2 separate regions of the Homo sapiens genome follow, and region 1 is linked to region 2. The links are chromatin loops, found by intact Hi-C in ENCODE. Cell type or tissue: CD14-positive monocyte. All regions are shown on one strand. Links, peaks and the distances in the headings refer to the core of each region. The heading gives the core; the rest is flanking DNA.

Region 1 (10,465 bases), core at 1,738-9,737, 110 kb after region 2:
TAGCTTTATCCACATTGTTACAAATGGGAAGCAGCAGAGGCCTGGGATCTGGGAGAGCAGTGAGCCATGGGGGATTTGGAGGAGAAAGGGCACTAAGTTGTATGGGGATAAGAGGGTTTTGAGCAACTGTCACTATTTGGCAAGACCTTTATTCAATATAATTACCATTATTTAAAGTACCCCTTTCTATTACTATGAAAAGTGAGGCTCAGAGAGATGTGAAAGTGCTTACACAGGGACTTCTGGCTTACAAATACCTGCTTTTTAAACTCTGTGCTCAGAGTGTGCATTGGGAGTCACCTCATGAAGTGGAGACTCAAGCTCAGTGACTCATCACAGCCTCCTGCTCTGGCCCCATGTCCCAGTCAGCCCACTCACTGCCCCATGCTCCCCCTCTCACTCCTGCTCCCCTGCACATGACGGGAGTCATACTAACCTTTGTGCAGGTCCCAGAGAGAGTCATGCTTCTGGCCTTCATTCACTCCACACCCTTACCCCGGAATGTTCATCCCACTGTGTTCTTCTAAGAAGCAACTGCTCATCTTTTTCTTTTCTCTGTCTCCTTCTCACTCTCTTTCCCCAACTTTCCCCCCATTAGACTTCTTCTCCTTCTTGCCCTTTCTCCTTCCTTTCTTTCTTTTCACAAAGAATAGTTTTTCTTATGATGTGGCCATTTTAAAAGTTGGATAGGCCAGCCTGGTGGCTCATGCCTGTAATCCCAGCACTTTGGGAGGCCAAGGCAGGAGTATCCCTTGAGGCCAGGAGTTCAAGACCAGCCTGGGCAACAAAGCAAGATCCTGTCTCTACAAAGGATAAAAATAAAGTATTAGCTGGGTGTAGTGACATGGGTCTGTGGTCCCAGCTACTGAGGAGGTTGAGGCGGGTGGATCTCTTGGGTCCAGGAGTTCAAGACCGCAGTGAACTGTGGTCACCACTGCACTCCAGCCTGGATGACAGAGTGAGATCCTGCTCTAAAAAAATATATGTATTTTTTTTTTCAGTTAGATAGCACTGAAAGCATACAGAAGAAAATTAACATCACTCATTTGCGATGACTTTATACAATGTCAGTTTAAACGGGAACTACATTTCCCAGAACTCACTGTCAGTAGGGTTCCAGGTTAGCACAGGCCCGGGGATCTATATAACTAACTTGAGATTCACGAGAGAATGGAGCAACAGCTGTAATGTAACGCTGTGAATGTGCCAGCAGGTTCCGGGGCCCTGTGGTGGCTTGTGCACACTGCAGTCTATCTGCAGGCTCACTTTGGCGTAGGACGGCACCTGGACCCACTGGATTCCGGCTCCCATGCTCCCCTCTGGAAGTACAAGTCCTGGGCCAGGCGCATGTGAACCTCCATGGTGAATGCAGCAGCTTCCTCTGCAGATTCCTAGCGAGGTAGTGGCTGGATGCCGCGAGAGACAGATGAACCTCCTGTTTGTCCTCAAGGCGGGTAGTTTCCGTGTAGGATCTCGCTTGTCCTTACAGGTGCCATCTGATCCTTGCTCACATCCTCAGCTGGCGTTCCTTCCTGACTGCTGGAGTGGCTGACCTGAAGAGACTTCCCACTCAACACTGCAGGCAGAGGGGACAGCCCGGAGAGACTTGCCCGCCAGCTCTCACTTTGCATATAATCTCACTCCTAAATAAATCCCTCAGCTCAGGGGTCCCCAAACTTTCTCTGCGTGTGGTGCCCTTAATTTCTCAGTACTCTCTTCTTAGTGCACCTGGGCCAAAAGAAATACCAAACAGTTCCATTAATTAAGTGGTTAGATCCAAATGACGTAGGTATGTTTGTAATAGCTGTTTGAAAAGAAAATATACATACATTGAAAGAAAAAATAATATTTGATTTTCCTCTTAAATAAGCAGTGCCGATGGGATATGTGCCTGTTGGACAAGGCCCAACTTCTCCAACCTTGGAATCAAGTTGGACACTGTTGCCCTCATTTTCTGTCCCACACCATTTTACCTCAAAGCAATCATTGAAAACCCAGCTTTGGAAAGATATGACAACTGTGAAAGGAATATACTGCAATCTGATGTTCGAACTGTGAACTTCCTCAATCGAGTAGTTCCCAAGGTGTCCAAGAAGGGTCAGCTATCAATGTATATCCTCTGAAAACTGGAAATATTCCATGGCACCCCTGTGAACTCACTGTGGCCCCTACAGTTTGAGAACCATAGCCTTGTCTCATATTGCTTCTGATACACAGAGTGCCATGCTGATTTGGGTGTATTCTTTTCCTGTCTTTGTACTCTCCACATATATTATAAAATGTGGACCAGAAGAATTCTATATTTCCCTTTTTTTAATTTGACAATGTTATGAGTGTATTCCCATGTCAATAAAAATTCTTTTAAAAATTATTTATATCTGAATCATATACCAAATTTACCAATATCGAATTTAATCTTCCTCCAGTCCTTGAATTTTCCAGCTGTATTTCATTTTGCTATTATCTGTCAATATTCCTTAAAATGGATTTCTAGAAGCAGTATTACCAAATGAACTTCTTAAACAATCTTGATAACTATTGTTAAATTGCTTTTCAGAAATAATGCACTAATTTATATTCCAATAAAAAATACATGGCAGTGGCTATTTTGCCACATTCTTAACTGCACTGGGTATTTCCATTAATAAAATAAAATCTCCTCACCATTTTTAACAGGCAGAAGAAATATTTCATTGTAATTGACATTTTGTTTTATTACTAGTATGATTAGTATTTTTATTTTAATGGGTATTGCATTTATTCCATGACTGTTTGTATCTTTGTTTATTTAAATAAGTTATTGGCCTGTAATCCCAGCATGTTGGGAGGCTGAAGCGGGTGGATTACCTGAGGTTAGGAGTTCAAGACCAGCCTGGTCAACATGGTGAAACGCCATCTCTACTAAAAGTACAAAAATTAGCCGGGTATGGTGGCGTGCACCTGTAATCTCAGCTACTCGGGAGGCTGAGATGTGCGAATCTCTTGAACCCGGGAGGCAGAGGCTGCAGTGAGCCGAGATCACACCACTGCACACCAACTTGGGCAACGGAGTGAGACTCTGTCTCAAATAAATAAATAAATAAATAAGCAAATAAATAATTGGAATATATTATTAGTTTTCTTATTGATTCGTAAAATTGCCTTATATGTTAGGAGAGTTGATACTTTGGCATCTTTGTCTTAATCTTTAGTTTATTACACTTTAAAATTTTTTGGTACAGGATCTTTATAGTTCAGGCTGTATAGTGTATGTCAGCATACAAGCAAATTCTCCCCCAATACAATACTGTTCTTTTTTGAAACTTACTTAGACTGTCTCATCTGATTATTCTACAAATGAATTTTAGATTTGCTAAATTAAAAGCCAACACACAATGCTTTTGTTCAACGCTTTCAAACAAAAGCTATAACCAACCTTTGTTGGTCAAGAGGAGACTCTTGAAAGCTGGATGAAGTTAGACACCACAGATATTCTCGAATAGAGAGAGCATAAGCTCAAAGAAATTCACTGGTGTGTATCCAGGGCCAAACAGCGAGTCCCTGACAGTCTAGAGAACGCAGTGACCTTATTCCAGCAACTCCTCTGGTGGCTCCTGCCCACCATGGCACAGGGGAAGCTTCAGTGCATGGTGGGGTGGCAGGTCCTTCTTCAAGTGGCCTTCATACCCCTGATGTCTGATTCAAGGGGCTTGTACCAAATGAAGGGATGAGTGAATGAGTGGGTGGATGAGTGACATTTGAATGGATGAATAAACAAATCAATGGATAAATAAAATTTACGGGAAAATTCTCCTTTTCTCCTTCCAATACTTGGCTCCCAGAACTCTGTTTCCTCTTGTTCTCTTGGGGGAACACACTTAGAGGTTTCTATAATTTAATTGTGTCCAAAAGGTCTGCTGGCAGCTTCAGAACATCACAGCTCCTGGCTTCAGGGTCCCTGTGCCTTAAGTCATCTCAAAGCCTTAGCACAGGGCAAGCAAGCCCACTCACTCATGGGAGTGGGGGCACTGAGATGCTCCAGGTGGGTAGAGCAGGGCTAAAACTGGATGGAAACTCTAGGTAAGGAAATGCAGACGGGCAAGGCTTCCAATTATGGAGGCATAGCAGGGGGTCAGGAGCATCCTGGATAGCACCCTGCCTGCTTCCAGGAGTTGCAGCACCCAGGAGTGGGGTCAGAACACGAGCCTGAGGCTCTTCTTAGTAAATACCCTTGTTCCTTTCATGCCACCCACGTTTCAGTCTTCTCACTCTTCCTCAGCTCCTACCACAGAAAGTGAGAATGGGAAATGAAAGGACCAGAAATAAATATTGGGCAACTTCAGACCTGGATAACCCTGTCAAGCCCAGATTCTTACACAACATTGAGATTTTATTGTACTGAACTAGGTCTGCACAGAGCAACAGCTGTGGACTTAAAAATCAGTTTTCTTTTTTCAAAAATTTCTCAAAGAATTTCATGATAAAAGATGTTACTTATCAATGGGGTTAGTGTATCATTTTAAGTAGCTAATTAAGGGGAGAAATGAGTGTGAAGGGAAGGAAATGTAAAATCAGCCGACATCAGGATTTCTTATTGACTTGATGCTGAGTCCTTCCACTCTGGGAAAATCAAAATGTATTCCTTCTGGTTCATGTTTCTCAAGCTTTAATTATTAGAATTACCTTTTTGATTTTTGCTATATTTTCACATATTGCATTGTTACTTAAACATTATACTTAAATACATTTATTTTAATTATAATAGCAATCACTTACATGGTACTATGTGCCAGGCACTCTTTTAAGCACTTTACATGCATTAAGACATTTCATCCTCATGACAACCCCATTAGATGAGATGCTACTCCATTCAATGATGGAGACGATGAGTCTCTGAGAAGTTAAGTGACTTGCCATAGTTACATACCAGAATAAAGACCTAAATAAGAATTGAAATACTATTATGGTAATAGAAGAAAATATAGGACAAAATAGAAAAACAATTGTACTTAAGGGTGAGAAAGGAGCCTTTAAACTACATTGAGCTAGTATAAGCCAAAAGACAACATTTAATGAATTTTAATTTAAATTTTATTACATCAAAAGTATTTCTATTTAATGAAGGATACCATAAACAAAGTAATATACATATAAGACAATGATAAAAGTTATTTGCAATATCTTAAAGCAATAAAAAATTAAAATCCAGAGTATGTAAATAACTCTTGATAATCAACAAGAAATAGCGGGAAACCCAATAAAAAATGGTCAAAGACACGAACAGGTAATTTATAGGAGAAACTCAAAAGCTTATAAAAAGATGTTCAAACCCATCAGTAATCAGAGAAAAGCAAAATGAAGCAACTATGAGAGTCACGTTACTTGTTCAACTAGCAAAGATTAGAGAGCAGCATAATGCCAAGTGTTGGTAAAGATGTGGGGAGAGGAACCTTTTTGCACAGTTAGTGGCTACATAGATTGAACTCATTTACATCTCCCTGTGATCTAGCATTTCCAGTCCAACTCTGTACAAGAACGTTGTAATTGTATTTGCCAGAGTGGAGAGCTGGCGGCAATCTTGGTTCCCATGCCTAGGAGAGTAAATAAGTAGAATGTGGAAGATATACTCTGTGGAGTACTGTGAAGCAGGTGAAAGAAATGGGTTGAATATTCTAAATAGCAACATAGATGATCAGGCAAGCTGGGCACGATGTTAAAAAAAGTAAGAAACATATATCATTTACCTAAATTAAAAATACTACATACAAAACAATACATATATTTTAGGACACATTAAAAAGAAAATGACACATATTAAAAAACCTTAGAATAGGACTTCTGCTTTTGGTCATGATGGAGTAACTGGTGCCAAATTTGCCTTTCCATTGTAAGCAACTATGAAACTGGACAAAGTATGAGTCAACTATTTTCAGGTATTGGGCAACAGCAAATAGAGGACTCGTATCCCTGAGAAAAGGAACATTTTCCTGTGGTAGTACAGGGAGATGGAGCCCAGGCAGAGCAGAGGGTTCACTGAGCTGAGGAGGCAGAGATTAGACCTGGGTTGCTGAAGCAGCTACAATTTTCAGGGCAGGGGACTGGAGAGAAGGCAGCTCCATAGAGAAGAGGCTCAGAAGTCTCCACAGGGATTTTCTGTTGGATCCTTGGCTGAAGGAAGGATTGCACTAGAGGAAAGTGAGACTCCTTGAGGTATAAGTGTGTGGCTACTGAGGAGCTGAGAGCTGAACAATGGGATACCGGGGTTTGCACAATGCTGAGAGAAAATTCCCAGTCAGGGTGGATAGACTTCTCTGCCACCTCTTATGAGCAAAGGCTATGCCCTACAGCAGTGGTTTTTTAATGTCAGCATGTACCAGGGTCGTCTGAAACACTTGTTAAAATACGGATTGCTGGGTCTCACCCCTGGAATTTCTGATTCAGTAGCTCTGAAGTAGGGCCTGAAAATTTGTATTTTTAATAAGTTCCCAGGTGATGCTGTTGTTGTTGAAGACCACAGCCCTAGAGTAAAGGCAAGCCCTAAAACTAAAGCCAAATCTGAAATAGACACATCCTAACAAAACATAAAACTGAGTCTGATGAGACTGAAAGGAAGCACCAATGATTTTACAACCCTGACAAAATGACACCCAGCACTTTTTAAAGGAAGATAATAGTCCAGACTCCGTACAACATATCACCTATAATGCTTGACATGCAATAAAAAAGTAATTGATGTGAAAAAGAATTATAGCCATAATTCTAAAAAAAAGTCCATAGAAACAGACCCCAAGATGACTGGGAAGTTGTAATTAGCAATTAGGGACTTTAAATCAACTATTATAATCAAGGACTTAAAGAATTAAATTGTCATAATGAATGAACAGATGTGGAATTTCAGTAGATAAATGGAAACTATGTAAAAGAACCAAATGGAAATTCTAGAACTGTTAATTACAGTATCTGAAATAAATTGGAGGGTCTTAACAACCTAGTAGAGACAATAGAAGAAAGGTCAAGAAATGAATATAAATTACTGTAAAAAATGAGTTTTAAAAGGAGATATGAAACAAAATTAAGCAGTCTAATAAAGGTATAGTACCCTTATCCATTGGTGATATGTTCTAAAACTCTCAATGGATGCCTGAAACTGCTGATAGTGCCAAATCCCAGCCAAGGAACATCAAGGTCACCTTTTCACTTAAGGAAGCACTTTCAAGTTTCTCTTTGACATATCCAGATTGCCAGCATCACTACTCTTAGGGCCATTACTAAGTTAAAAAAGGGTCACTTGAACACAAGTACTGCAATATCACAAGCGTCAACCTGATAACTGAGACAGCTAAATGGCTAAGGGGCAGGTAGCAAATAAAGTGTAGGTATATGGGACAAAGGGATGATTCATGTGCAGGCAGGATGAAGCAATACAGTGTAAGATTTCATCATGCTACTCAGAATGGCGCATAATTTAAAACTTATGAATTCCTTATTTCTGGAATTTTCAATTTAATATTTTTAGACCATGGTTGACCAGGGATAACTGAAACTGCAGCAAGCAAAACTGCAGTTAAGGGGGGACCCACTGTATAACTGGTATATATAAAGGTGAAGAGAAAGCGATAATTAAGCAGGGAAAAAAATGTATTTGAAGAAATCATGGCCCCAAATTTCTCAAATTGGGGGAAAATCAACCTAAAACTCAATGTTTCATAAACACCAAGAATAATAAACACAAATGAAGCAAAAAATGCTAAAAAAAAAAAAAAAAGGGAAAGGAATAACATTAAAGGCAGCCAGAGGGGGGAAAAAAACACATTTCGTAGGAGATAACAATGATAAGAGCAATTGCTAACTTTTTATCAGAGACAATGATGTACAGATGACAGTAGAATGATTTCTTTAAAGGACTGAGAAAAAATATTGCCAATTCAGAATGCTGTATCTGGAAAAAATATCTCTCAAAAATGAGGGTAAAATAAAGACATTTTCAAATAAGTGAAAAATACCAGATTCTTTGCCAACAGACTCATGCTCAAGATATAGTAAGAGAAGTTATTCAGGCTAAGGCAAATTGACACCAGATAGAAACTTGGATAAATATAAAAGATTACATTTTTTGTCTTGATGTCTTTTTAAAAATGAATTTGTTTAAAATAAAAATAATAACATTGTATTATGAGGTTTTCTATATATGTAAATGTAAAATACATGATAACAATACAGAGAATGAGAGGAGGTTCTTACATTTTATATGAAATGGCACGATATTAATCCTAAATAGTCTGTGATATATTAAGGATGCATACTGAAATCCCTACAGAAAATCACTACAACAATAATATAAAGAGGTATAGCTTAAAAAGTCAATAGAGGGACTGAAATAGACTACTAAACATTTTTCAAATAATCAAAAAAAATTAAGAGATAGAGAAAACAAAATACAAATAGGAAACAAAGTGTACTGTAGTAGACTTAAACTTGATAATATCAATCATTACATAAAATGTTAATAGACTAAATAATTCAAGTGAAAGGGGTTGTCAGACTGGATGAGAAAGAAGATTGAGCGCCATGCTTTCTACGAGAGATTCCCTTTATATTAAAAAACAAAACAACATATATTTAAAAATAAAAGTACTGAAAAAGATATACAGTCATGTTCTACATAATGATGTTTCAGTCAATGATGGATTGATTATACCAAGGTTGTCCCATGAGATTATAATGGAATTGAAAAATTCCTGTTGCCTGGTGACAACAGAGCTGTTGTAACATCGTAGCACAACTCATTACTCCCGTGTTTGTGGTGATGCTGTTGTAAACAAACTTACTGCACTTCAGCCACATAAAAATAGAGCACATACAATTATATACAGTACATAATACTTGATCACGATAATAAATGACTATGTTACTGGCTTATGTATTCAGTATACTGAATTTTTTATTGTTATTTTAAGATGCACTTCTTCTACTTATAAAAAGAAAATTAACTGTAAAACAGCCTCAGGCAGGTCCTTCGGGAGGAATTCCAGATGAAGACATTGTTATCATAGGAGACGCCAGCTCCATGCCTGTGATTACCCCTGAAGGCCTTCCAGTGGGAAAAGATGTAGAGATGGAAGACAGTGATAATGATGATCTTGATCCTGTGTAGGTCTAGACTAAAGTGTGTGTTTGTGTCTTGATTTTTGGCAAAAAAGTTTAAAAAGTAAAAATGTTAAAAATTTTTTAAAATAGAAAAAATCTTATGGAATAGGGATATAAAGAAAGAAAGCATTTTTGTATAGCTGTACAATGCATGTTTTAAGCTAAGTGTTATTACAAAAAAGTATAATAAAAAAGTCAAAAAGTTTAAAATTAAAAAGTTTATAAGTAAAGTTGTAGTAAGCTAAGGTTAATTTATCACTGGAGAAATTGTTTTTTATAAATTTAGTGTAGCCTAAGTGTACAGTTTATAAAGTCTACAGTAATACACAATAATGTCCTAGGCCTTCACATTCACTCACCACTCACTCAGTAACTCACCCAGAGCAGCTTCCAGTACTGCAACCTCCATTCATGGTAAGTATCCTATGCAGGTGTACCTTTTAAAAATCCTTTTTATTGTATTTTTAATGTACCTTTTCTATGCTTAGGTATACAAATACTTACCATGGTGTTACAATTGGCTACAGTATTCAGTACAGTAACATGCTGTACAAGGTTGTAGCCTGGGAGCAATAGGACATGCCATGTGGCATAAGTGTGTAGTAGGGTATACCATCTAGGTTTGTGTAAGTACACTCTATAATGTTCACACAATGACAAAATAGCCTAAGAGTGCATTTCTCAGAATGTATCCCCATCATTAAAGGACGAATGACTGTACCATGTGAAGAAGAAGCATTAAAAAGTTAGAATAGCAGTAATATCAGAAAAAGTAAACTTCTAGACAAGAACTATTACCAGGGATAAAGGGATATATTTCTTAATGACAAAGGAGTCAATGAGAAGACAGAATAGTCTTATATGTCTTTCATATAATAGAGCTCGGACATATATGAAGCAAAAATTGACAGAAATAAAGGAAGATGCAGACAAATCCATAATCATAATTAAATATTTTAACAAGGCAACTTATTGTTCTATCTAGCTAGCTGATATAACAATGAGGCAAAAAATTAGTATTGAATAGAAGATATGAGCAACACTATTGGCCAACTTGACCCAACTGACATTTATTAAATATTATAATGCAAGACACATAGTCTTTTCAAGTGCTCATGGAACATTAACCAACCTAGGCTACATACACACAGAACATTTACTAATATAGCTCATTCTCTGAGCCATAAAAGGAACCTCAGTACATTTAGAATTATTCAAATTGTGTAAGTCACATCAGAATTACATTAGAAATTAATAGCAAATATATCTGAAAAATCCACAAATCTTTGGAAGCTGACAAACTTTTAAATAACTTACAGGCAAATAAATATAAAAGGAT
Region 2 (10,465 bases), core at 715-8,714:
GCCCTAAATTTCACCAGTGTTCATGATAGCACTTGTAACACAACTCAGGGCCACATAAAAGCAAACCTGTTAATCAGGTCTGCCTGACTCATCCTAACCTGTTTGTCCTATGTTTCAATGTAACTCATCAGAATTCTTTTGTCAAAAATCACTGCTGCGTTACTCACTAATGACAGTACTAAAATCCATGATGTTGTTAGAAAATCCAAAGAAAACAGCCCCTCCAGCTATCAGGATCCTGTCTTCTTGCTTTAACATTTCTGACCCATTGATCCAGTAATGCCTCAAAACTGATGTTCTTAAATTATAGTGTACTTATCTGTGCTCCACCAGGATTTATTATAGTCTGTGGAGAAAATCACCAGCCATGGTCCTGTAAGTGTCTAAGAGCATGGAATGTTGAAGGGCAATATGTCTTAGGATATTTCGTTACCCTTCTCTCTATATACAGCTCTGAAGAAACTCAGCACTGGACTAGTTCCCTCAAACTTTTCTCTAGGCATGACTGCAGATCTACCTTAGATGGAGATTCTATTTAGAGAAAATGTGCTAATTATCTGGCTGGCCATCAAGAAGATAGCTCCATGCATTTTTTTTTCTTTGAGAATACTTTTGCCTTTGTTGGATGTAACTTCCCATGAACACATGATCTAAAATCCTTCTAAAACCCTAGGAAACATTGCTGATGAAACTGCTGTCTCCATCACAGCTCAACAAAAAGCTACAGATTTACTGACTAAGGTTGTGCTAGACAATCACATTGCTTTAGATTCTATATTAGCTGAGCAAGGAGGTGGATATGTGGTGGCAAATACCTCTTGTTGTATATACATAAGTATTTCCCATGAAGTAGAAACTCACCTAGGAAAAATCAGGGAAGAAGCTGCTTGACTACAGGTCTCTAAAGAAAAACTGAGATTTAATTTTCTTCAGGAGGTTTTTAGTTGACTCTTAACAGACTAGATTCCTTTTTCATTCTGGCATAAAAATTCTCTTTTTGGTTCTAATCCTATGTGCATTATATATTTCTATTATTCCAATTAATGCTAGATATCTTTCATTGTTTTATTTCTTCTGAGAAAATGAAAATCATGGTATTCCAGAGACTGGCGATGATGGAGCAAACAACAGCAGCTATGTAAGTCAATACTTTGTGGACTCACTTTTGCCATTCTGTATTGTCATCCTGATTCAGCTTTTTGGTGCTCTTAAAATTCCTCACTGAGATGTCTCCACTCCCCCATGTGGGACAGGGCTACCCAGGAATGAGCCTTCCTGGTGACAAGGGACAAGCTGGCACTCAGATTTGTATCATCAGTGCTTTTGAGGAGAAAAATTTGTGATCAAAAGGAAGGAAATGAGAGCAAAAGGAAACTTTTAATCATAGGAATGTGAGCCCTTTTAAATTATCAGTCCCAGAAAAGCATTGGAATGAAAAGCTATCACATCTCATGCCTCCCTTGAGCTAAGTAATTACCTCTTGAAGCCACTTGCTATGTGGACTCTAGACTAACTGATGCCAAGTAGCTATAAAATGCCATGCACTGGACGCCATAACTCATATCCTCCAGCTCAACAATGTAAAGCCAATCCCTAATCAATGTAATTTCTATAAACCAATGAGAATTCCTGCCAACTTTTTATCAGCTCACTCCTTGCTTTCTTTTTGTCTTTAAAAATCCACTTGTACAGATGTAGCTGGAGGCCATTATCCTAGGCGAATTAATGCAGGAAAAGAAAACCAAATACTGAATGTACACGCTTATAAGCAAGAGCTAAACACTGGGCACACAAAGACATAAAGACGGAAACCGTAGACACTGGGGGCTACTAGAGGGTGGAAGAAAGGAGTGGGGTAAGAATTGAACAACTATCTTATTGGGTACTATGCTCACTACCTGGGCGATGGCATCAGTCATACCCCAAACCTCAGCATCTTGCAATATACCCATGTAACAAATGTGCATATGGTACCTCCCGAATCTAAAATAAAAGTTGGATTTTTTTTTTAAAGCCTGAATGCAACAAAAGCTGGATGGAGTACTCCCCAAGGCAACTTGGAAGGGTGTCCTGGGCAGCTGGCCTCACATTGGCTCAAGTAAAGTCTTTAAAATTACATTTTGTGCTCAGCTTCTTCATTTTAGGTGGACAGCACTTGCAGAAAACCTTGCCCCTCTTAAGGAGTTCCTGTAATCATGATAGCTAATACATGGAGCAGCCTATGTCTGCTCTAAGCATTTGACATATATTATTAAAAAAAAAAAAAAAAGGTTCCATCACCGCAAACACAACTCATCACACCGCGAACACAAGAGGCAGGTACTAATGTGATCTACATCTATACAGATTAGGGAACTGAGGCACAAGGAGGCAAGTAACTTGGCCAAAGTCATGCAGCCAGGGAGCATCAAAGCTGGCTTCAGTCTTTATTCCTAACCAGCCTCTTGAATTCCTCTGATGCTTTCGATCTTATCATGACAATTGTTCTGCAGCCTGTATTGTGGTCCAAGTATTTTTTTCTCCATTTTAAACACTTTGAGTTTGCACTCCATCCTGTCTGCCCCTCCCCTTCACAGCAAATTTCTTGAAAGAATAGGCCACGTTCACTCTCCTTCCAGCAGCAAGCCTGCCATCAGTTTTCACTCCCAAGGTCAGGAGTCTGGCCTTGGCCTGGCTCACTGATCTGCCTGTGCACTGTTCCCCAATACTCCCACTCACTTCCATGTCTCAACAATCATGCATAATGCCGGCACCCCCAACCCCATACATTCAGTCCAAACCTCCCTCTTGAGCTACAGATCTACAGTGGTCAACCTTGGTGTAGGGCCTCCTTACTTGGTGTAGTCCTTGGTGTGACAGCAGCATCTGGGAGCTTGTTAGAAATGCAGTTCTGGGCCCAACCCAGACATGCTGAATCAGACTCTGCATTTTAGTAGGACACTCCCCTGACCCAGCAGATTCTTGGGCACAACAGAGTCTGAGCAGTGTGATGTCTTGTGACATAGCAGTTACTGTAATGCTCTCCCATGCCTCTACCTGCTGGTGCACCCATGCCTTAGGTGCTAAGAGTCCTGGCTGCTAACTTCTCATACCTGCACTCTTCTCTGGAGGATGGCTCAAGCCCGTCTGCACATTCCAGTCACCTGGGGATATATTAAAATGTCCAAAGCCAGGCCCCACCACAGGCCAAGGAAATCACAATCTCTGAGGTTGGGATCTGACATCAGCATTTCTGAAGCCCAAGAGTTGCCCTTAGACAGACATGTTTGGGACTCACTACCATAGCTGATGGGTGCTGCCTTGCTTAGAGGTTCTGGAGCTTTCTCATACTCCTCCCAGCTGCCCATGACTAGCGGCTGACTGATGCTGGGCCACAGAAGCTCAGCCACCTGTCGTAGCGAGGGACACCTCTGCAGTGCCTCACCTTACTCCAGCCCTGGGCGTGGCCAGGCTGAGGCCAGACTTCTGCCCACCCTGTCCTCTGCTTTATCCTGCTTCCCTCGCTCCTACACATTTCTCCTGAGAGCCCTTCTCCATGCCTTACTTTGCACAAGAATCTCTTTCTTAGGCTCTGATTTCAGAAATCCAACCCAAGACACAAGGATAGCACCACCCCAGACTCAACTAACACCAAACTGAACTCAAATCTTCCCCTGTGCCTTCTTCTCCTCCTGTGCCACTCCCCTTCTCATCCTCTGATCCTCCACCATCCTCCCACACCCGCCCATTCTGCACATGCTGGCCTGGAGCATGCAATGTCTTGTCATGTTGCTCCTGCCTGAAGTCCCCAGTGTCTCCCTGGCATGCGCAGCAGTGTTTCCTAAAATGGGATTGTATTCTGTGTAGTCCTCAAGTCATCTGGGAGAATTTTTAATTATCTGTTGTCATTTGATAACTTAAAAAATACGTTATTTTATGAGCACATTCTTGATGTCTGGACGGCCACATCTGCCTCCTACTTCCAGTGCCCACACTTCAGCTTAAGATATTTTTGGAACCAAATGATCACTCAAAGAAATAGCTTTTCATTTTCAAAAGTACTGGTAGGTGAGTCTGGCTTATGTTACTTAGGCATGTCCTAATATCAAAATGACAATAGTTATCATGGACCGTACTCATATGACTACTATTACAATAATATTTACAATTTTTGAGTGTTTATCGTAGGCACTGCATGGTACATGCCTTATCTCACTTGATCTTGACACAGCTCTATGAGATAAGTATTGCAAATATCGTATTTGTTTCAGTTATCTATTAGTATCTAAAGAACCACTCAAAACTTAGTGGATTAAAACAATAACAATGTATGATTTCTCATGATTCTTTGGTCTGGAATTTCAGGTGAGGTTCAGCTAGGTAGTTCTTCTGTTCGTTTCTTCCGTGGCTCAGCTTGAAGGTTCAGGAAGAATTCAGTCATGTCTAGTGCTTCAGGTTCCTCCATGTGGACTTTTTTTCTTCATGTGGTTTCTCATCATTTGCTTGTCTAGCCCAAGCTTTACAGTCAGCAGCTGGCTTCCTAGAGACCACCAGCATCACTTCTGCCACATTGTATTTGTCCAAGTTAATCACAAGGTAACCCTAGATTCAAAGGAAGGGAAGTAAACTCCAGATCTTGATGGGAAGACAGCAGGCATGCATGTAGAGGGATGGGAAGAACTATTGATGGCCATATGCCCATTTAATAGATGCGGAAACTGTGTCTATTTATCCCAGCCAACAAGAGGCAGAGTGAGGACTAGAACCCAGGCTGTTGGGTTCTATGGTCTATGCTTTAAGCTATTACGTCATGTTCTACTTTCATTGTATCCCCTATGCCTCACTAAGTCTCAGCTATAAAGACAGAACTCTTTTGTGTGATAGTTCACAATCCAAAGGCACTTTTCAGAGAAACCGATGTCATGAAAAACACAGGGTTCAGGAGAGGCCCAGTGGTCTCATGGTTTTTTCTCTCACACTCCCTCCTTTCTCCATCACTCTCCCAATCACACTCTAGCTGAACTGACCCCTTTGCTCCCCCAAATATGCCTGTGCTTTCCAGTGTTCTGCTCATTTAATACATTGGTCTCTCGTATTTTTCTGTTTTGTCCACTAGAGAGAGGTCTTCTCTTCTTAAAGACAATTCCTCCTCCTGCTTCACAGCCTAGCAGCCACTGCGCTGTGGAAATGTGGTTGGTCTGAATTGAGGTGTGCTTACATACAAACCATACGCCAGATATTGAAGACTTAGTACAATAAAGAGAATGTAAAACATCTTATTAATACATGCAATCAGTTGATTACATGTTGAAATGATATTTTAGATCTATTCAATAAATAAAAGATAATATTAAAATTAATTTCACATTTATTTATTTACTTATTACCAACTCGGTCTTACTCTGTCACCCAGGCTAGAGTGCAGTGGCATGATCTGGCTCACTGCAGCCTCAAACTCATGAGCTTTAGCAATCCTCCCACCTCAGCCTCCTGAGTAGCTTGGACTCCAGATGCCCACCATCACACCTGGCTAATTACCTATTTATTTTTAGATTTAAAAAAATGTAGCTACCAATTTTTTTTTTTTGAGATGGAGGCTCACTCTGTCACCCAGGCTGGAGTGCAATGGCACGATCTTGGTTCACTGCAACCTCTGCCTCCGTCTCCCGGGTTCAAGTGATTCTCCTGCTTCAGCCTCCTGAGTGGCTGGGATTACAGGTGTGTGCCACCACGCCCAACTAATTTTTGTATCTTTAGTAGAGACGGGGTTTTACCATATTGGTCAGGCTGGTCTTGAACTCCTGACCTCGTGATCCGCTCCCCCTCGGCCTCCCAAAGTGTTGGGATTACAGGCGTGAGCCACCGCGCCAGGCCTAACAGAAATTGAAAATTGCATATGTGACTCACTTTATATTTCTATTGGACAGCACTGGTGTAGGGGATGCCTCCTCATGGCAAACTCCAAGGTAACTCTGAAGAACCCTAAGGCTCCAAGGAACCCAGGCTGAAAACCATTAGGTTGATTTGACTCATGAGGAAACTGAGGCTGGAATTGGCCAACAACTTGTTCATGGCTATCGAAGTGGTAGAATGTTGAATTTACATGAAAACCCAGATGTTCTATGCCCTGTTTGTTTTTTTCTCTCCTATCCTGGAGGTGCTTGGATACCATGTGAGGATGTAGGCACAAGCCACTCTGCTGGGCCTTTGAGGTCCTTCATCAGAAAGCTTCACCATCTCAAGTCTGTCTTGGCTGGAGACCCTGGAGACAAGCAGTGACTGCTCCGCCCTTCTTGCCCTCTTGTCTTAAACTACCCTTTTGACTTGCCCAATCCCAGTCCTGCTCCCAGGACCATAGTAACTCTTGCTGGAATAAGTCCAATCTAGTTGGAAGGATGAGAAAACAGAGACAGCTTGGCTTTGTCACTCGCTGACCCCATGACCACAACACTCAGCTCACTGCTGAGCACTCACATAGCCCAGGCCTCTCTTGTGCATGGGTGACTGGTATCCACATGGCCAGTGACTCACATGGGAACTGAAAGCTCCCTTTGGTGGGGCAACTTCTCTAAAGTAGCCCCATGAATCAGCAGTGTGGGGTGCTGGAAAGCAAGGGCTGACCCTGACTTGCAGTCAGTCAGGGACCCTGAGCAGAAGCCCCTGCATCACAGGCTTCCACCACAGCCCGGAAGAGTTGCAGCACTGTGGGCCAGTGGTAGTTCCATGTATAGCACGAGTGGAGGCCCAAGATGCATGTGCATGTATGGGCCTAAGAGGTCTCCATGAATTGTTTCTCTGGGTGGTAGAGAACCCAAGCAAGTGGGAGCCAAGAGTATCTACCCCCGTCCCTGACTCTGTTTCCTGTGAGAGGGGCTGTGTTGGCCCAGGCCTGAGTGTGCCAGGGTTGCTTGGGCAACCACTGCCCCATGCCTGCAGTCTCATCTCTCCTTCTGAAGCCAAATCAGAGAAGTGCAGACTCATGGGGCTATGAGGAAACCCATGTTGTGTGGATCAGCAGTCACAAGGTGAAGGCTCTCTTCCCACTTCTTCCGCAGCTCTAGCTGTGTGGCTTTGAGCTAGTTGCTATATGTCTCTGAGACTTCATTTCTAATTTATGTAATAGGTATATTAATGTTAGTTATACTTTGCTATATAAACAAATCAAGACTTCGTGGCTTAAACAATAAACATTTCTTATACAGTTTCTGTGGGTCAGGAATTTGGGAGTGACTACACAGGGTGGTTTCAGCTTAGGGTCTTTCAGGTATGGAGTTCCTTTGACAAGGTACCTGGCTTCCTCCAGAGTGAGCGATCTAAGACAGCAAGACAGAATTCACACTGTCTTTTATGACTAACCTTTGAAGTCAAGTTCTGTCATTTCTACACTACCCTATTAGTCACAAAAGTCAATGCTATTCAAGGATGGTGCAAACGACTGTGGGCCGTCTGAGGCTGGCTAGCACAATGGAGTTATTAATATCTGCCCTGCCCATCTTACAGAACCATTGAGAGGTTTGGTTTGCACACCCACAGCAAGGAAAATCAGCACCCAGAGGATGCATCTGTGAAGAGTCAAGGCAGCATCTGCTAAAAACAGCTGGTGAAGGGGCTTCTGGGGCTGGAGCCTGGAGACATCAGAAGAAGCTCCGTGAGGAACACGGGGAGAGTCAGCTGTGAAGTTTGGCAGCTCAGAAGCCTTCCTAATGGGAGAGTGGCAAGGTTCCATTGAAGATGGGCATGTGGGATGGGAGAAGTCGCTGTGGTCATTTTTGGAAAATACAGTCTCTCATAAAGGACCAGAGTAATCTCCCATATTTGAAGGCCTGTATTGAGTCATGATTGAATATTTTACTATCTAAGTTAAATAATCTAATTCCAAAGGGTCAAAGACAATTTAGAGTTTGATAGAACCTTGAAGATGCTCTGGTTTAGTCATTGGATTGTAAGATGAAAAACCCTGAGCTCTCAAGAGTTGAAATGGCTTGCCCAGTTTACCTAGCTGGCCAGAGGCACAGCCTCATGGAGAATCCCAGGCTCCTGCTCCCCCTTGCTCCAGCCCACCCTTGGGGAACTCTGATGGTCGCCTCACTGGAATCACCCCCCTTCTTTCTTCCAACAGGCTGATTTTGTTCAGGTATTCACCCTGCCCAAATGGCTTATGTGCTCCAAGGGAAGCTGACCGTGCCATGTTGCTCTACCTATAGCCAAGGCCAGCATGGCAGGAGCAGCTTGCCGCCAGTCTGCAGCAGTGGAAACCTCCACCCCGAGAGCCACAAAGTCAATACTGTCAGTGGAAAACAGAGCTGGGGCCACTGGATTAGGTTGGCACAGGCCTGCTCTGCTGAACTTCCCATTTTGTGAATTAACTGTCTCCTTAGTATTCAAGCCACTTTAAGTTCAGTTTTCTGTTACTTGCAGCTGAAAGAACCCTCAAGAAAGTATTCCTATTTCTGGGATTAATCCTGACTTTGGGAAGGGGAATTTAAGGAGATTTAGCTCAATACTATAGGTCTATGCATCAGGCATTGACAGTGTGCCCCTGACCTTAGCCTGGTTTCTGAGAACTTGGATTTTCTCTCATTCTCTTGATTCAAATCTCTACCTGAGAGCAGCTCCGTCCCTCCAGAACCCATTCTTGGTACTCTTGTCACTCTCAGTTGCTGCTCAGGGCTGGAGTCCTCTCTGCTTCCAAAATTTCACGCTGATGGCTATAGCCTTGTAACCCACTGTTGTCCCAGGTGCCTTCTCACCTGCTGCTTATCCTCCTGGATTTCAGAGAATCACTACTCCTGGAGTCTTCTTTGTTGAGTGCTGAATTCTGCCCCTCTTAGCATATGTCTGGTTGGGCCCAAGTGCTATATGCTCATCTGTTTTTTTGTCTATTACTGTCTTAATCTGTTTTGTGCTTTTATAACAGAATACCACAGACTGGGTAACTTATAATGAACAGAAATTTATTGGCTCATAATTCCAGAGCCTGGGAAGTCCAAATCAAGTCATCTGGTGAGTGTCTTCTTGCTGTGTCATTGCAAAGTAGAAGGTATCACGTGGCAGAAGGCATCATATGGTGGAAGGGAAAAAAGAGAATGAACCCATTCCCTTGAGCCTGTTTTTCAGAGGCATTAATCAATTCATGTGAGCCGAGCCCCCATGATTAAAGACGTTACTTCAGGCCCTACCTCCCTACAGTGTTGCACTGGGGGTTAAATTTTAACATGACTTTTGGAAGAGACAAACATTCAAACCACAGCAGTTATTGAACTATGCAGATTCCAGACACCTAAACTTTCCTGCTGGAGTAGACTTCCTCCTTGCACCTGCAGCTAGACAGATGAAGCCTGCCACTCCCACGGTTCCCTTTGTGTCTTTGTGAGGGAGTCTTCTTGCAGATCATCCTGGTAGACCTTGGGGGAAAGTGCTTGGTTTGGGAGGTGCAACATCCCATAATTACCCCTGCAATGTCTAAACCTTCACAGAACAAAGAATCATCACTAATGTTTCACAATGCACAAGGCTCCTTTGTATGCACTCAAGGTTCATGTTTTATCTTATTTTACCCCTGCTGTTTGGAGAGTGAGGTCCCATGGGGATTTTGAAAGCAACACAAGTTGTTCCTGTCTCCAATAAGTGTTTGAATGAAGTAACAGGTGTGCATAAATAAATATAGTTAGAAAAAGTTAATATCTTCTCACTGAGACATGTGCTTATGTTTGGTTAAGGTCTCTGTTTTCATCCTCATCATCTCTTTGTGGCTCTAAACAATTCTCTTGCATTTGAAAACATTACCTGCTTGCTAATAAATGTTTTTATTTAGGACAGAATTCATTCTGAGCCTTGCTCCTGGGGTAACTTGGATTGAGATAGCAGGGGAGTGGGTGAGTTTCCACTCTTATCTGATGGTGGCAGCTGATAGTAACCAAAAGGAACTTTGTGGTTGTGCATGACCAAATTGTCTTAGGTCAGTTTCAACACCTGGGCAGTAGGAAGCGCACATGCATAAATAAGCAGTGAGAATTTGCTACATATTTTAATAGAGGGACCCAGGGAAAGCTAACCTCACACATAATGTGTCTCGCAAACCCCTTGAAACCTTCCCTGGGCTATGGCAGTGCCTCCCCTCTTCTTCCCTGGCCTTTCCCACAGCACCCAGCTCTGATCCTTGTTTCTACTTCATGCTATGGAAAATCTCTTTCCTTCCACAGAAAATATGGGAACAGCCCAAAGTCCAGGCTGGAAGCTCCCTTTGACTCTTTGAGAAGTGGGCTTCTCAAAGGCCCTTTTTCCTCAAAGAAATCCTCATGCCAGCAGCTACAAAGGTATTTCCTTGATAGTCTTTGCAATGACCATGAAAATACTGATCATTGGAAGGGAAACATGATGGTTCAAGGTTCTTGATAAAGAGTTAGGCATTGTAAATTCTGACCTCCTTGCATTTCCTCATGGTAGTTTTGGGGTGTTGTTCAGATGGATGGAGGGCTGTCAGGCT

What was found. Peaks named below come from ENCODE experiments on the same cell type or tissue, not always from the same donor. Only the 100,000 strongest peaks of a DNase experiment are listed, where the experiment ranks them.
Region 1: it touches region 2 in a loop (3-fold over the local background); 23 of 110 quality-filtered maps call a loop at or near these places.

The regions. Positions count from the first base shown.
Region 1 is chr3:46,187,719-46,198,183 of GRCh38, forward strand. LOC105377067 (a long non-coding RNA gene) reads left to right here. Exons shown (of 2, transcript XR_940805.3): 2 at 1,214-2,371. Among named protein-coding and RNA genes, the nearest start is that of CCR1, 15 kb to the right of the region's middle. RefSeq lists an enhancer at 4,152-4,371. In CD14-positive monocyte, for the core only: no CTCF peak of the experiment used is centred there; DNase peaks (open chromatin) are centred at 4,283, 5,883 and 7,383; H3K4me3 peaks cover 1,374 bases; H3K27ac peaks cover 4,116 bases.
Region 2 is chr3:46,082,959-46,093,423 of GRCh38, forward strand. It overlaps a transcript of XCR1 not described here. Among named protein-coding and RNA genes, the nearest start is that of XCR1, 61 kb to the left of the region's middle. RefSeq lists an enhancer at 6,541-6,590. In CD14-positive monocyte, for the core only: CTCF peaks have their summits at 5,060 (motif pointing right) and 5,261; DNase peaks (open chromatin) are centred at 5,143, 6,493, 6,953, 7,383 and 1 weaker place; H3K27ac peaks cover 3,825 bases.